Linked DNA regions of Homo sapiens: region 1 is linked to region 2. Evidence: chromatin contacts called from ENCODE Hi-C or POLR2A ChIA-PET data. All regions are on one chromosome and are shown on one strand. The core of a region is the stretch at or near the end of the contact, and the rest is flanking DNA. Distances in the headings are between cores, read along the strand shown. Region 1 has its middle 41 kb from the start of MAB21L3. Region 2 holds the start of MAB21L3 (mab-21 like 3).

Evidence for each region. A loop is a pair of places that touch in the nucleus more often than their neighbours do. ChIA-PET counts read pairs that join two places held with the same protein, here RNA polymerase II (POLR2A). Pooled maps may share reads with other maps.
Region 1: a pooled map shows a loop between it and region 2 (2.0-fold over the local background). The contact joins the enhancer-like site here to the promoter of MAB21L3 in region 2. A Hi-C loop is called at or near these places in 4 of 50 pooled maps. POLR2A ChIA-PET finds 5 or more read pairs at or near these places in 3 of 52 experiments (HepG2, activated T-cell and endothelial cell of umbilical vein).

What each region holds. Positions count from the first base shown.
Region 1 is chr1:116,150,409-116,153,626 of GRCh38, reverse strand. No RefSeq gene overlaps it. Among named protein-coding and RNA genes, the nearest start is that of MAB21L3, 41 kb to the right of the region's middle. RefSeq lists a silencer at 1,121-1,540. Within about 2 kb of position 1,491, at least 20 of the 41 ENCODE cell types and tissues checked have a DNase peak (open chromatin) inside an H3K27ac peak, as active enhancers do; they include endothelial cell of umbilical vein, where a contact is called at or near this core.
Region 2 is chr1:116,110,002-116,112,759 of GRCh38, reverse strand. It overlaps MAB21L3 (mab-21 like 3), which reads right to left and starts at 1,361. Exons shown (of 8, transcript NM_152367.3): 1 at 1,250-1,361; 2 at 950-1,131; 3 at 97-353. The coding sequence starts at 144.

The sequences.
Region 1 (3,218 bases), core at 242-2,741, 41 kb before region 2:
AGGCCACAGCTTTGGAAGATTAATTTGTTTTCAGTCTTCAATTTATAGCCTCTCACTGAGAAAATGTTTCTAAACTCCTGGGAGATGGAGGGCAAGAAGAAAACCAAGCCTTTTACTAGACCCTAAATTATTTTCTTCTTCACCTAAAGGATATGTGTCCAATTACAAACTACAAGACTTTAAAAAAAAAAAGCAAACAAAACCCCAACTACATAGCAAAGGTCATCTGGCCTGCAGAGTGAATGATTAACTTTTGTGAAAGTGATTTTTAGGATTTTTTAGAGCGTTCAAAGGTACAACTGGAAAATGTTAGCCCAGGGGCAATTGTAAGAACACCTTTCTCTACCATCTGTCACACTACGAGCTCCACCCATTCCACCATCAGGGAAGGACCTTGACCCACATCCATGTTGAGGAATGTCCTCTATGTCAAGGTCAGGGAACAGCACCCACAGAGGGTGCCTCTGGGTCCCTCTCTGCTCAACTCCCTCTCTCTTGGTTCCTGCGAGGCTCATAGGGTTGCAGGGCCCAGCAGAAGGACTGAGTCTTCCTCCTGGACTTCTGGTCCTGGTAGGCTGTGCCTTCATGTCTCTCCTGTCACCTGCACTGTAAGGAACTCATTATGACAAACGCATAAAGAATATGGCTCTGTCCACTCCAGCCCATGACCTTGGGCAAGTTCTTTTTTCTCTGTGAGCCTCCAAGTGTTCATTGGCAAAATGGGTTTATGCTGCCTACCTACTCCAAAGGAGTGCCGAGGGGATTAAATGAGATAAAGCACAAAGCCCCTAAAATATGTGCCAGGCACATAGGCAGTATCTGCAAATCTTGGTGTCCCATCCTTTCCTTTCCTGGAGCATTCTGACCCACCCACCCTCTTTATGACCTTCCTACCATGACGCCTGGCCTGGGGGTGATGGAGCGCTTAACTCCCTCCCCTCCCTTCCCTTCCCTTTCCTTTCCTTTCCCCGTGGGCATTAGTCTAAGGAAAAGGAGTCCATAAGAGCACAGCATCTTTCTTCTGTCTTCCACAGCCCCTCTAATCTTGCAGGGAAGGAGGCTGAGTGCCCTGCAGCAGCACAGATATGTCCGGATGAGCCAGTATCTATACTGGGGTAACTGTCCACCCCCCACCCCGATCCCCAGTGCTAGGCAATAAAAGAGGCCCACTGAAAAGAGGACCCAGGGAGCTGGGCGGAGCCTGTGGATCAGAGCCCCCTCGCTGGGCACTGGGTGGGCTGAGGGTTACCCCCAGGCTGCAGAGCGCGTGTGGGGGCCGCCGTCAGCTAGTCTTCCGCCTCCCGAGGGCCAGCGTGGGCGGAGGCGGCGGGGCTGCGGCTCTCGGGAACCGCAGTGTCCCAGTCTGCTCTCTGCCTTCAGCGGGAGGAATTTCCCCAGCCCTTCACGGCTCGGGGCCGCGAGGAGCCGCGGGCGCCCCCTGCCGCTTCCGAGCCGCGGCGCGCAAGGCGGCCTCCCCGTAGACCGTAGTCCCTGTGAGTCTTCCCCTCCAGCCTCAGCCCTGCGCGAGTCGGGGCGTCCGCTCCCCTCTCTCTTGCTCCTCGCTGCTCCTTCAAGAGCCCGCGTCCTGGTCACAGACAGCACAAGTCACATATGGCGGTCCCTGGACAGAGAGAGTCAATGGCAGGGAGCCTTCTTGATGCCCCTCACATCTCACTGTGGGGCAAAGAACATCCTGGAAAGAGGCAGGAGAGAGGAGGAGAGAAGGGCCAGGGCCTCCATGGAGGGGCTGTGACAGCAGGAGAGGATGGGAGCCCAGGCTCTGCTTCCTTTGTACCCCCGGCCACCAAAGGACCCAGACTGTGCCTGTCCCTACACCGGTGCAGCCTTCCTTGCTCACCCGGTCCCTCAGACCTAAACCACACTTTGGGGTACTCTGTGGTAAGCACCCCAGTGTGTTGAGTGCTCAACCTAATATCCCTCTATCCATCCTATAGAGGGAGGTTACATTTTGCATTAGAAGCAAGAATCCTGCTTAGGTGGTGAAGGTGGTTTTTTCATTTGCCGTAACATTCTCTCTCACAGAGAGCACTGCTCACTCCGGCCTTTGTATTCTGAGCATTCGTAGGTCGGTCCTCACAGGAGATTCATAGGTTACAAAGTCTGAGAACATAATATATATGCTCACGAAAGAAAGTTACATCGCCAAAAATAAAGCTGGTTGAATGAGAGGAAATGAATGGTCTAGACTCAGAGACAAAGAGAACCAAGACCAGTACTGTTTGTCTCCGTGCTTGGCAGGAAGGGAGGGTGAAAGCCTGAACTCTTTTCTGATGTGCTTTGTTTAAATGCAGTGTGTGTGTGTGTGTGTGTGTGTGTGTGTGTGTGTGTGTGTGTGTGTGTGTTGTTCAGTCTACATGTTGCACGTTGGAACCCAGTTAAGCTAGGCATGTCCAGCAAACACCTGCTACAAAGTATCCACCAGTGCCCACAGTTGTCAGTGGCTGCTGTGATGAGCTGCCAGGCTGGCCCCTCTGCAGCATGAGTGTGCATTCTCAAGCTCTGCTGCATCAAGCTGTGTTCTGCATAGTGAGGACAGCCAGGCCCTTCTGGGAAAACAGGCTTCTGGAGCCAGAGGCAATTTTTCTTTCTCTAAAACTAAAGATGTGGGATTCTTCAGACTCTCAAAATGTTACTTTGTAGAGGAAAGAGCCTGGCCTGAGAATTAGAAGACCCGGGTTCAAATCCAAGCCCTGCCACAAAGCAGATACATATTATGGAGCAAAATCATGTATTCATCCATTCCTTCATGCAATTATCTATTTAACAACTATTCATTGAGCTCTTACCCACTGAGCATTGTTCCAAGTGCCGGAGATATAATACAACAGTGAATAAGACAAGCCCTCTCCCGGCATAGAGTTTATATTTATTCTAATAGGAGAACCAGCAAACCACTATGGGGAGAGTGAAGTATGGTGCAGGGCAAGAGTGCTGGGGGCTAGCTGTGTTAGGCTGTTCGGGGAGGGTTGGGACATGTCAGCATGGAGCATGGGATTTCTGAGCAAAGGGGGAAACAGGTACTGAGGCCCTGGGCAGGATGGAGCTTGGGTGTCTGAAGCAAAGCAAGGAAGCCAGTGTGGTATGGTTGGAACAGTGTGAAGGAGCGTGGTAGTTGGCGAGGAAAGAGAGAATGGCCCAAGTCAGATCACATAATCCTTGTGGGCCTTGGTGGGGAGTTTCCCTTTTTTTTTCCTAAG
Region 2 (2,758 bases), core at 112-2,611:
TTTAGAAAGAGCCTGAGATCCTTTCTGGACGAAGGTTTGTTTGGAAGTAGTGTGAATGGGGAGGGGGTTCATGGGAGAGACCGGGTCTGTCCTTACCTTATTCAGTAGGCAATCTTCTAAGTCTCCCACAGTAAGGTATTTCATGGCTTCTTGGTCAGTCCTCAGTAGAACAGCAACTTCCTGGTTTTTTTTTTTTTCTCAATGGAGTGCAACACTTGTGAGTAGATAGCACTCCCAGTAATGTGAGTCTCTGGGTACTAAGTTTTTCTGGAAGTGTGTAATGGACCAGAGACTTGCCTTCCGAACCCTTCACTCATGTTTTTATTTCCAAATTGTGAAAATCCATCTGTCATCTTTTGGGAAATTAAAAAAAAAAGAATTTAAAAAGAAGAGTTGATAAAATTGAATTTGAGTCCAACCTAATCATACCTTAGTTAGCTACATTGACTGGTGCTTTCACCAGAGAGCAATTTTCCAAATTGTATTTCCCACCCAAGTACTTAAAAGTTCCATCCAAGTCAGAAATACCCTGTAGTTGGCTTCTCCCCACCTTTTATGCTCCTGTCCCAACACTAGATGCACCGTGGAACTCAGTATCTTATATCTCCTGGTCCTTATCCTGTTGACAGTAAACACCCCTTGCTCTCCAAGCCAGAAAATCCCACGGATTGATTTACCTTCTTTACAATAAACAAATAGGAAACTGCCCAACAACCAGCCTGACACCCATCATTATGCCCGCAAACAAGTGATCAGGTCTTGTCAGCCAGCGCAGAGCACAACGGTTGGCATTTAGAAAAGCATGCACACACGTACACACAGGCACACACATATACACAGGCACACACGTACACACAGGCACACACATATACACAGGCACACACACGTACACAGAGTGCACACGGGCACACACCCACAGGAATGGCTGGTCAGGAATCCTTCTGCTCACCTGCTGACCTTTAAACGTAATTTCCCTCTTCCAACTTGAAAGCTGGCAGTAAAAATAAAGTCAGTGTAAACAGGTCCCTTTAGAGTCGAGGGAACACTCACGTCTGGTTTTGCCAGCAAAACTTATGTTGGAAAACAGCTCAGGCAGTAAATTCCCAGTTGGGCTGGCTGGGGCTAGTTTTACTACAGAAAAAAAAAAAAAATTTCACAATGGTCTGATCTCCTTGAAGCTGGTAAACATCACGGAGTCTGCTATCAGATAATCTAAAGAAATTACAGCCCTTCTGGGAGCACTACTTACTTTTAAACAATGTTCCAAAGGCAAGTGTTTCCAAGCCCACCTGTAAGTGCTGCCCACAAAGGCCACTGCACTATTTGGGGCCTCAGCGTTTGCATATCTTCCCATACTCTGCCCCAAGCAAAAGCCGCATCAGAGCTCCCTAGCTGCTCTGTGCCCCACCCACGTCATTACCTCCAGCTTTCAGTCCAACTTCTACAGAACTCCTGCCAATGCACAGCCTGATATAAATATTGTAAAGCTACATCCTCTCCAATGACCCTCTGATAGCACCCCTCAAAACAGCCTTGATTTTCCATTTGTTTCTATATGTAATTCTAAATCTCCTTCTTTTGATATCAAGTGCTCCCAAATTTTTCAGAATCTTATTCCCTGGGCTTTTCTTATCATAGTAGTGCCAAACTATTTGTTTTTCACAGACAGCAAGAGCCTCTTTCTCTGAACTTGCAATTTAGAATTCTCTCTCCACCTCATTTTCAACATTACGAAAGTCCCACTGTTTCTCTCATGTGCTCATTTTTGTTGTTACTTCTGCTTTCACTGTAATCATTAACTTGTGAGTCCCTTTCCTCCGGTGGGGTCTTTCCTAATGTTCGAGGGTTACCCCAGACACCTGTCATCAGATGCACAAACTTTCATTATTTTTGCACCTGTGGCTGCCCTATCTTGATTGCTCCAGTACCGCAGCTGATCAAAATGTTATAACTGGAATATTCTCTTGCCCTACGATCCAGCGACAATTGCCGGCTGTGAGCAGGGAAAGCAACCAACAGGGCCAACTGAGCAATCAGGAAACGAAGAAATAATCATGTGCTCAGGGAAGCTACACAGTCCGATTTTACCAGGATGTCATATCCAGGGAATAGGTGTGTTGTGGGGGCACAACCCAATTCCCTACTCCATGATTTAGCTCCTTATGGGCAAATGCTCTGAAATACAGGGCAGTCCCACAAATAGACTCTCTGACAGCTCCTGTCTGACAGTTTGATGAAGACAAGCTTTTTTTAGATGTAGATATCTGGGTAATTGGATATAGGATTCGCAAAAGGATTGAATTACAGTAAGCCTAAGGCACTTGTATGCTAGGCCACTGAGGAAATTCAAAGTTAGCTCAGGTTCTCTTCCTTCCTCAGAAAATAAATATTCTCCTTTCTCATGACTCACACCAAATGCAAGTACGGAAATGTAAACCTGCTTTGGCTCAGTTTCCATTGTGAAGACTAAGAACTTATTACAAGTCAGGTTAACAAGGCATGCAAAACCCTACGCTGCCAATCTGAGAAGTCCCGGGGAGATAATGCTAGCCCTGGTTTACCAGCAGAAGTGTTTGTTACTGATTTACTTAGTGTCTGAGATTTTAATTCCAAGAAGGAGGAAGGTTAGCTTGATCAAAATCAACCTTAAATATACAAATTTGTTAAAGTTTGCAGGATTACAAACTCTGACTTTTTTTTTTTTTTTGAGACGGAGTCTCGCTCTGTCGCCCAGGCTGGAGTGCAGTGGCGCAATCTC